3 separate regions of the Homo sapiens genome follow, and regions 1 and 2 are each linked to region 3. A link is a contact called in ENCODE Hi-C or POLR2A ChIA-PET data. All regions are on one chromosome and are shown on one strand. Each heading gives the region's core, a stretch centred on a gene start or an enhancer-like site at or near the end of the contact. The rest is flanking DNA. Distances are from core to core; before and after follow the strand shown. Region 1 holds the start of PPIB (peptidylprolyl isomerase B). Region 2 holds the start of ANKDD1A (ankyrin repeat and death domain containing 1A). Region 3 overlaps TRIP4 (thyroid hormone receptor interactor 4).

Region 1 (3,542 bases), core at 975-3,474, 270 kb after region 3:
TCGCACCACTGTACTCCAGCATGGACGTCAGAGCAAGACTCCGTCTCAAATAAATAAATATTCCTGGAAGAATTTGGACATTATCACTCATACGTTAGTTCCTGGGTCCCTGTTGTTCTCAGGTGGTAGAACACAGGAAATCAGGATCTGCTCTGTGGAACAACTTTAGTAGCTTTATAATTCTCCTCTACAAATGCGGAATATGTGTCCAGACAGAAGATAGAACTATGATGAGCAATGTAAAACCATACTGCATATGTAGCCAACAGAACAACTGTCAATCTGGGCATGATTGACTCCTTCCAGTTTGTTACTACTCTTTAATTACTTTTTCACAGGCAGGTAGCAGTGGAAGAATCATGAGAGAAAAGTTTCACATTGAGAGCATTTTATCCATCAACCTGATTTCTTTTGAAAGTGGGAGTGGGAGAAAGGCTGCTGTGATGCCATTTTAGCCTTAGCTCCTCATGTGCAGGAGGCTACTTGGGTTTTTTGAGTGTTTCTTTGTTTTTGAGACAGGGTGGAGTGCAGTTTCACGATCACAGTACACTGCAGCCTTGACCTTCTGGGCTCAGGTGATTCCCCCACCTCAGCCTCTGGGGTAGCTGCGACTACAGATGCGCACCACCACGCCCTGCTAATTTTTGTATTTTTTGTAGAGACAGGTTTCACCATGTTGCCCAGGCTCAAACTCCTGGACTCAAGTCATCTGCCTGCCACAGCCTCTCAAAGTGCTGGGATTACAGGTATGAGCTACTGTGCCCAGCTGGAGGCTACTTTGAAAACATGATTTAGTAAACATTTTTCTCTGGCTATGGCAGCCTGAGACCAGTGAGTGAAGAAAGAGGCTTAACAAAATAGGAGAAAAAAAAAAAAAAGGGATGAGAGATGGATCTGGAAGATCATCTTTGTCAGTATAACAATGTTTAAAACTTCCTCCTGATTGGGGTTGTCTGAATTGAGGTGCAAGGATGGGAAATAAGAGAACTGTCTTGAAGCTCTACAACCTGTGTAAGGCCGCTGTAATGAACAACAAAGTTAATGCCAGTGGCCTTGCATAACTTCAGTCTCAGGTCAGCGCCTCATGAAGACTACATTGCATAATTTATGTAAATGGAGCCCTGCCTATAATCTGTGCTGTGACGACCTGGAATTTCTACGAAGTTAATCGTTGAAAATTAGTTTTAAAGACGTTTTAACGCCATAGGTCCAAATTTTGGAAGTTTGTGTTTTGGTTTGTTTTGGTGTGTAAGACTCCCAGTACCAAAGTATCTATGTTGTAGATTGGGACAACACTAAGTGTGTGAAGACCTAAAATAGCCCTGTGGGGACATCTAGTAACTATTCCTGACCTCCGGAAAAAGGCATTGTATCCTCAGGCCGTGGCATAAATTATTTCTCATGTCAGTGCGGATGTGAAGCTATCCCAACCAGGACTTGTTGGGCACTCAGTACTGCCGCGCTGTGAGGGAGCTGTGGACAGAGTAAATGCAACACAGTCCCTTCCGCAGAAAAAAAAAAAAATGTAGTCTATTGGGGGAAAAGGTAAAGGAAGTTAAGAACAGCGTATACAATAAGATGTCCATTGATATACACAACAGTAAGCACAGCAAGATTACAGAAGGGAGAGAAAAATGGGTAGTAACTTGACGGCCTCAGTAAAAAAGGAAGTGGGTTGTGCAGCAAGTTTTGCAAGACAAGTGGAGGAGCCGTACAAGGCCACGCTCGGTAAGGATAAATGTCCCTGAAGTGTTTGGAAGCCACAACGTTTAGAGCCAATTTGGCGGTGACAAACACTTGACTGGCCCAAAACAGTGACAAGCTTCCCGTGCCCCTTGTCCAGGCCCACGTATTTGCTAACCTCAAGCGCCAGCTACCGCAGGCCAGTGGAACAGCGCTCCGGGCGGGGCGGGCCGCGGAGCATGCCGGGGCTTGTGGTCTTCTCGGAGCCCGGGCCCGTGCTCTGCGAGGCCGCCTTCCGCCGGTGGCCTTCCTGTGGGCGGGAGAGGGCGGCCGGGAGCCCAATGAGGGAGCAATAACGTGGCAACCACCCACGAGCCCGCGTCGGTGCCCGCCCCGCAGGGGGACCTACTATCCGGCGCCGAGCCGGAGGGGGGAAACGGCGCCCGCCGCCCGCCCGGAGCCCGCGAGCAACCCCAGTCCCCCCCACCCGCGCGTGGCGGCGCCGGCTCCCTAGCCACCGCGGCCCCACCCTCTTCCGGCCTCAGCTGTCCGGGCTGCTTTCGCCTCCGCCTGTGGATGCTGCGCCTCTCCGAACGCAACATGAAGGTGCTCCTTGCCGCCGCCCTCATCGCGGGGTCCGTCTTCTTCCTGCTGCTGCCGGGACCTTCTGCGGCCGATGAGAAGAAGAAGGGGCCCAAAGTCACCGTCAAGGTCCGGTGGAGTCCGCGGCATTTACGGTGCCGGAGCTCGGGCCCGGGCGGCCTTGGCTTGGCCTTGGCTCAGCCCCTCCTCCCTCGGCTTCTGTCTGTGGCCTCGTGGCGTCTGGGCCGTCCTGCCCATTCAGTCCAGGGAACGACCCGGACCCACCCCGACACCCCCAGCCCCTGCCCTGACCCAGGGAGTTAGTTGGATCCCCGGATACCCATCTGGGGCCGACACTGGCAGTCTCAGAGCAGGCTTTTTGCAAACACCCCTCAGTGCTGGGGAGATGGTGAAAGATCACGCCTGCCGGATTCCGAATCCTTTCTCTCCTTAAGCCAAATTTTAGCCACTTCCAATTACAAAGCACAGTATGTATACTTCAAACTTAAGTGGTGAACTTAGGCTCCGCTCCTTATGGGTTTTCTAATGTTAATTTTTAGAATCTGGGTCCATTAGCTGTTTAGAGCAAATATTGTTATCCTGTAGTCCAAGGAGGGTATAGATAAGCATGTTTTCCAAGAAAAGGGTCTGGAGCTTTCATTAGATTCTCATAGGATTTTTACCGTCACCAAAATCAGATTCAGAACCACTTCTCTAAAAATATGGCTCTATTCTCTCTCCCATCCTCAGGTTAGCTTCTTGTACCTTCCCTCCCCTAGCAACGCCCCTTTAAAGAAGCTAAGTTGGAAATGGTCTCTTTCCTCAGGTGTATTTTGACCTACGAATTGGAGATGAAGATGTAGGCCGGGTGATCTTTGGTCTCTTCGGAAAGACTGTTCCAAAAACAGTGGATAATTTTGTGGCCTTAGCTACAGGAGAGGTAAGTGGCTGGAGCAGGGGTAGTCAACTCACATGAAGTGAAATTGGCACTGGGGATGGCAGCAAACTGACCTGCAGAGTTCAGCCGATCTGTAGCGTGGACCTCACTGAGCACCGACTGCCTGTTGCCCTGGGAACACAGTATTGCCCTTTCTTAAGAGTAATGGGGCCCTGACCAGGCACAGTGGCTCACACTTAAAATCCCAGCACTTTTGGAGGCCAAAGTAGGAGGATTGCTTGAGCCCAGGAGTTCAAGGCCAACCTGAGCAACATAGCAAGACCCTGTCTCTACCCCCGCAAATTTTTTTTTTTTTTTGAGACGGAGTTTCACTCTTGTC
Region 2 (3,365 bases), core at 684-3,183, 480 kb before region 3:
GCCTGCATGTTTGGTCCAGTATGAATGTCTGAACCCAGCCCCTTTGTGTATCCAGGGACAGGTGACGAGTGTCTTGGTAGGGAAGGCTAAGATGCACTGAGGTGAGAGACAGGCCTGCCATGCAGTTTGTTTTTCTAGATAAATTCCACACAGTCTTCTCCAGATGAGAAAGAGGATCTTGAGCTTTCTGGGGCCTCATGGATACAACCTGTGGATCTCAGAGTTGCTACCCTGGGGGGCAATCACACAGTCCTGGGTTCAACTCTGGCTTAACCACTTCCTAGCTGTGTTAGGCAGTTTCCTCATCTGCAAAACAGGAGTGCGAGCTTCCCTACAAGGTTAATATCATGATTAGAAATGAGATATGAAAACCCCCTGGCACAGTGTCTGGCACATAATGACCACACCGCCACCACCACCACCATCATCATCACTATTATTCCTCCAAGGCAAAGGGTCAAATTCTGGTAGCCAAAGAGAGCTGCCACTTCAGATGTGAGCTTACAGAGGCCTGGGTTCTAGTACCTTCCCTGCCACTTTCCAGCAGCAGGATCCTGGGCTAGTCACATCCCCCTTGTAGGTCTGTTTCTTCCATTGTAAAACTGGGGGAGGGTGAAGAAAGAGATCTGTATAGGTCCCTTCCTGTCTGGCACCCTCTATCTTATGTGCAGCTTAGGGGGATTGGCCTGGTTTGTATTGGCAAACAGCCAGGAGTTCCAATGGGAAGCCAGCAGACACTGCATAGGGTCAGGCCAGAGAAGGTTAAGTTAGAATGAAATCAAGTCCAGTCTCATCTCTTCCATCCACCTCCCATCCGGCACCCTCTTTCTGGCCACATCCAATACCCACTGAGCTACCTGAGCCTTTGCCCATGCTGGGTCTTTGTCCAGAATTCTCTGCCACACACCCCAATGCTCCATTGGTACACATTCTTCGCAGGCCCACTCAAGTGATCCTCCGCCCCAGGCAGAACCATGTACCTAATCTTGATTGAGCATTCCCACCCCCAACACATCCCTCAGCTGAGTAGATGCAGTGTGCCAGCATTTTGGACACTATAGGTCTCAAAGGAATCCAGTGAGCTGCACTATGCGCTTTTGAGGGAAAGCCCCGGGATTCAGCTGTCAGGATTCAGCCAGGGCTGCAGGATCAAGGACTCACAGTGCAGACACCGACACAATCTTTCTCTCCCCTCTCCCAGACGGTGCAGCCAAAGCTGCCCCAGGCCAGCTGATGCCCACACAGACGCTGCTGCCCGGCCTAGAGGCCCTGGCACTGGGCGCACTCCTTGAGGGAGGTTCGGAGGTGCCCTCATTCCACCTGTGGCCAGTCAGGCTCCTCTCCTCTGAGTGCGTGCCCCATCTGATGCGGTCTCCACTCGCTATCCAGCCCCAGCATTCCGGGTGAGCTGGGCCCTTCAGCACTTCTACCACTCAATGGCTGTGTGACCTTGAACAACTCATTTGAACACCCTGTGCCTCAGTTTCTCATCTGCGAAATGAAGATAACATAATGTCCTACCCATATGGCCGCAGCGAAGATCAAATGACGTGCCTCTCCTGGGTCAAGGCCTGGCACACAAAGTACAGCACGCAGTCAAGGATCGCTATTACCTTTATTATTTGTAGCTAACCTCTCAGCCGCTGCTCCCCGCTCACCTGGCGGGTGTGGTCCCCGAGTCCCAGACGCACTGGCAAGGTCCCCTCGGCCCAGTGCGCGGACCGGTAACCATTCCGCTCGGAGCCACACAGACGCCCCACACGGAGGTGGCCGTTCGGAGGGCGCCAACCTCACCCCTGGCACTCCCCAAACGGATGCGGGGGTCCTCTCGGCCTCGGCCCGCCCCCCTCCCTCCTCCAGGCAGACTCACGGCCGTCGGTCTCCCACGCCAGCTCCTCCTGCATCCTGCCGCTCCGCAGCCCCTGCGCGCGCTGGTGCCCGGGCGCGAGGCGCGCGTCCGCCGGGGCGGGGCCCGGGGAGCCGAGAGGACGGGGCGGTCGCTCCTCCAGACTCCACGCCCCGCCTGCTAGGAGCGCAGCTGCCCCGGCCACCCCAGTCCCGGACCAGGACGCAGGTCCCTCCTCCTGCTCTCTTAACCTGCCCACCCCTCCGCGCCCGAGGCCGGCGGGTCGGGGCCACGCCGAGTTCCGCAGGTGTCCCTGACCCAGTCTCCTCCCCGGGAGTTCGCCCAGCCTCCCCGGCCCTGGAGATAGATGCGCACAAGGCATCTGGCAGGCTCATCCTCCTCGCGCCTCTCGGGACTCGGGGAGGAGGGCTGAGCCTTGGGCCCGCCGCCTCAGGCGCAGAAAGTCAAACCCCAAAGATGTGAGCTGGCGTTTAAGGGACCACAACCTCAGCAGGTCTGCAAGCATATGAAGAGATGGTCGGATTTATCAGTGTTCAGAAAGATTTATCAGGCCCATAAAGGGACATGTAGGAGGATGTTGGTTGCTGTGTTGCTGTGGTTGCTGGGAGTTGGAGACAATCTAAGCGCCCTTTCTTGTAAGAGCAGATGGATAAACTGTGCAGCACTCAAAGCAAGGGACCCGCTGTATTCGTGGCAATATGGATTTAAACACCTAGTGCTAGGCAGAAAAAGTAAATAACCAAACCAAATAAGACCTAGGAAACAATATCAATAAAAATATTACAAATGCATTTACATCAAACAACACAGACTTGCAAAGACACATAGAAACAAAAAGATACACATTAAATACACCAGAATGGGTTGCACTTCAGACCCTTGGGGGATGTCCATGTCCTTTTTGCCTTAAAGGCATTTACAGCTTCTTTGAATTTAGGGATAATGGGGTCTCAGGCATCTCTATCCCAAGGCAAGAAGCCAGCAAAGCCATGATAGGTGTAGTTACTACTACTTTGGGGATCAAAGGAGGAAGAGCATCTTTCAGTCATTAGTCCTTAGAATATAGTTCAAGAAGGCTTCCTGAAGAAGGAGGTATTTGGAATGGCCTTTGAAAAATAACATAATGATAACAGCTAACAATTAATGAGCCCTGAGCCAACCCCTCAAAATGGTCTCAAAATAACAATTCCAACATAATAATCAAAGATATGATTTTTTTTTTTCTGAGACAGAGTCTCACTCTTTCGCCCAGGCTGGAGTACAGTGGTATGATCTCGGCTCACTGCAACCTCTGCCTCCTGGGTTCAAGCAGTTCTCCTGCCTCAGCCTCCCATGTAGCTAGGATTACAGGCACTCGCCCCCACACCTGGATAATTTTGTATTTTTAGTAGAGATGGGGTTTCACTATGTTGGTCAGGCTGGTGTTGAACTCCTGACCTCAGGTGATCCACCTACCTTGGCCTCCCAAAGTGTTGGGATTACAGGTGTGAGCCACTGC
Region 3 (3,392 bases), core at 825-3,324:
GTGACCCAAGTAGCTGGGATTACAGGGGTGCGCCACCATGCCCAGCTAATTTTTGTATTTTTAGTAGAGATGGTCACCAAGCTGGTCAAGCTGGTCTCAAGAGCCTGACCTTGAGTGATCCGCCTGCATCGGTCTCCCAAAGCGGTGGGATTACAGGCGTAAACCACTGCGCCTGGCTCAAGTATTTATTAATGAATAAATATATATGAAAATCTTAAGAATTTCATGTTTATTTTCAGATGAAAACCAAAACACTAAATACATGGAAAAGTGGTAATATTTCCCATCTCTCTTCAGGATAAGTACAACAGAAAACATAATGCTCAGCCAGGCATGGTGGCTCATGCCTGTAATCCCAGCACTTTGGGAGGCCGAGGCAGGCGGATCACGAGGTCAAGAGTTCAAGACTAGCCTGGCCAACATGGTGAAACCCTGTCTCTACTAAAAATACAAAAATTAGCCGGGCGTGGTGGTGCGTACCTGCAATCCCAGCTACTCAGGAGGCTGAGGCAGGAGAATTGCTCGAACCTAGGAGGCAGAGGTTGCAGTGAGCCAAGATCACTCCACTGCACTCCACCACCCTGGACGACAGAGTACGACTCCGTCTCAAAAAAAAAAAAAAAAAAAAAAAAGAAAACACAATGCTCTTTGGATAAAAAAAATATATATATATATATAATATAAATGGTTTCTGAAACCATTTAAGTGGGTACTTAATACCCAGACTGCAAATAACCCTAAAGACAGTCTGTTTTGATCTAGAAACTCTAGTCAATGTTCCAGTTTTGTTTTTTTTTTTAATTTGAGATGGAGTCTCACGCTGTTGCCCAGGCTGGAGTGCAGTGGTGCAATCTCTGCTCACTGCAACCTCTGCCTCCCGGGTTCAAGTGATTCTCCTGCCTCAGCCTCCCAAGTAGCTGGGATTACGGGCACCCACTACCACACCCAGCTAATTTTTTTTTGTATTTTTAGTAGAGACAGGGTTTCACCATGTTGGCCAGGCTGGTCTTGAACTCCTGACCTCATGATCCACCAGCCTCCGCCTCCCAAAGTGCTGGGATTACAGGCGTGAGCCACCGTGCCCAGCCTGTCAATGTTCCAGTCTTCAAGAGAATTCCAAAACTACATTCCCTATATCTCACTCAAGTGAGCTGTGATTTTAATGAATTGTCCAGGGTTAAGCTAGTTGTTAGTAACATAACAATTTTTCTTCTTGTTGAGTCTCAGATAACAGCCCTCATCGTGAGGGCTGTTATCGGAATATTTTGAGGTCTATATATTGGCAGATTTTCTCAGTACAACAGACAGGACATTTTCACATATTTTAAAAGAGAATTTGTGGACTGCATTTTGAATTCCAGTGCCTGGTTTGAATACTGACTATTAAATCCTTCATTTTCTAATTTCTCATCTCTCAGACTCACAGACAATTCATTGGTGATAGAAGCTGATGATTTCCACAAACGAAGTGATACTTGGAATCTTCCTGAAGATCTATGTTGCTTGGATACTCTTTTTTTTTTAAAGTTTTAAAAATTGCTTACTTTTCTTCCAGCAAATTCTCCTAGATCCTGAAGATACTTTTCTAGAAAAAGGAAGAAGTAATATTCTCTTCCCTATTGGAAGACTACAAGTCTACTGCCGTCAATTATTGGAAACAGGCACCCAGCAGTATAACTGCTTCAGCATAATTCCTTGAAGATAGGGTCTTGGCTATTGTAAAAGCTGTAAGATCAAATAGACTAAAGGGTCAGTAAGCTGGCAGGAAAGGAATGGATTCAGTTCAGAAGAAATAGAATAATCAATGACCTTGGAGATTTCAGACAAATCAGATTTTCTATTGAAGGCAGGGATATAAATAGCACAAACACAACACAGACACGTAGAAACAAAAGCCACCAACTCAACTTTTTGTTTGAAAACTTGTTAGGTCTAGAGAACTGTTCAAACCACAGCTGCTAATGGTTATGGATTTGGCAATCAAAATGTCTTTGTTAAAAAAAAAAAGTTTTAACTGCCTTACTATTGAGGTTACAAACCACAGCCTTGATGCATTGTTGCAGTCAACATCCTCCCTGCTGTTTTTGAGAGCTTACATCTGCTGCTGGCAGATAAAATGCTGGCAAACAGCATGGGCTCCTTCCAGGGGAATCACAGGAGAAGCTTTAACGAGATGGCTCTCATCTACCTTTTTACCCTGAGTTGAACCCATAGCCTTTTCTATATCACTTCTACCTTCTCTAGGCTGATCCTCTGCCATTACTCAGGAGGGTTGAGGATCTAGAGGAATTTTTTCTGGCACAAATTAGTCATGTTGGCCATACTAATCTTAGAAGATAAAAAGGAAGACTAGTTCATGGCTCAGGAGAAAGCACATATTTTTAAAGCCATTTAACAGTGTAGTGCACTTGATTTTAAAACAACCACTAACAAAACCTTTTCGATTTTCTTTTTTTAAGAGGACTAAATGATCACACTATGCCAAAAATAGTGAGGGTTTAGTGTATTTTAACTTATCAAAGAAAGGCCAAGAATGTGAGGTCAGAAGTAAATTACTGAATTTTGGGGGGAAAAGAAAAAGGAACAGCATGTAAAGGCAAAATGTGGTCCAAGTCACACAGGAAGTTAGTTTCAGTTGAAGTAAAAATTACTAGATCCACATTAGTTTTCAAAGAAAATGCAATTCAACTGGGTGATAAATGAATATGGAGATACTGAAGGGAAGGCACAGGTCACAGTTAGGAAACTACTTCCTAGATGGTTCTCTCTCAGTGAGTTGACCTATGAGAATACAGAAAAATCAAGCATACTTAGACTAACACTCCTAAACTGTAAATACCATGATACCAGTTCTGTAGTATGTAAATAGGTAGTGCATGTTTGGGTGGGGGATTAATTTATGCTCAAAGTTTTGAGAACACTGCATGTTATATCCACCTCATAGAGAGTCATAATCCACACTAGCATATTAAGGGCTCTGAGATGTTCTACAGTAAACAGATCTGTTTAATCCAAAGGTATTTCCCAAATTTGTGTTTCAGAGAACACCTATGCCATGGAATAGTTTGGTAAATGCTAGTCAAGAGCCATTATTCCTAAACTCTCAACTCATTCATTCAGAAAACAAGAATGAGGCTGGTATAATAGATTAGACAACTACATTTCTTTTTTTATTTTTATTTTATTTTTTTTGAGACAGAATTTTGCTCTTGTCACTCAGGCTGGAGTGCAGTGGCACAATCTCGGCTCACTGCAACCTCTGCCTCCCAGGTTCAAGCAATTCTCCTGCCTCAGCCTCCCCAGAAGCTGAGATTACAGGCTCCTGCCACCACGCCTGGCTAATTTTTGTAGTTTTTTAGTAGAGACGGGGTTTCACCATGTTGGCCAGGCTG

What was found. A loop is a pair of places that touch in the nucleus more often than their neighbours do. ChIA-PET counts read pairs that join two places held with the same protein, here RNA polymerase II (POLR2A). Pooled maps may share reads with other maps.
Region 1: a loop to region 3 is called in a pooled map, with 3 times the contacts of the local background. The contact joins the promoter of PPIB here to the enhancer-like site in region 3. A Hi-C loop is called at or near these places in 1 of 37 single-sample maps with no recorded cell type and 6 of 50 pooled maps. POLR2A ChIA-PET finds 5 or more read pairs at or near these places in 3 of 52 experiments (GM12878, H1 and OCI-LY7).
Region 2: a pooled map shows a loop between it and region 3 (2.1-fold over the local background). The contact joins the promoter of ANKDD1A here to the enhancer-like site in region 3. A Hi-C loop is called at or near these places in 3 of 50 pooled maps. POLR2A ChIA-PET finds 5 or more read pairs at or near these places in 2 of 52 experiments (activated CD4-positive, alpha-beta T cell and activated T-cell).

Annotation. Positions count from the first base shown.
Region 1 is chr15:64,161,704-64,165,245 of GRCh38, reverse strand. It overlaps PPIB (peptidylprolyl isomerase B), which reads left to right and starts at 2,224. Exons shown (of 5, transcript NM_000942.5): 1 at 2,224-2,394; 2 at 3,092-3,205. The coding sequence starts at 2,260. RefSeq lists enhancers at 1,710-1,759, 1,866-2,366, 2,310-2,559, 2,367-2,867, 3,101-3,542 and a silencer at 1,900-2,259.
Region 2 is chr15:64,910,470-64,913,834 of GRCh38, reverse strand. It overlaps ANKDD1A (ankyrin repeat and death domain containing 1A), which reads right to left and starts at 1,933. Exons shown (of 15, transcript NM_182703.6): 1 at 1,871-1,933. The coding sequence starts at 1,904. RefSeq lists an enhancer at 1,178-1,721 and silencers at 1,908-2,087, 2,288-2,337, 2,411-2,705.
Region 3 is chr15:64,429,118-64,432,509 of GRCh38, reverse strand. All of the region lies in intron 11 of TRIP4 (thyroid hormone receptor interactor 4), which reads right to left. Among named protein-coding and RNA genes, the nearest start is that of ZNF609, 30 kb to the left of the region's middle. RefSeq lists enhancers at 1,473-1,984, 1,985-2,496. Within about 2 kb of position 2,074, at least 10 of the 41 ENCODE cell types and tissues checked have a DNase peak (open chromatin) inside an H3K27ac peak, as active enhancers do; they include GM12878, where a contact is called at or near this core.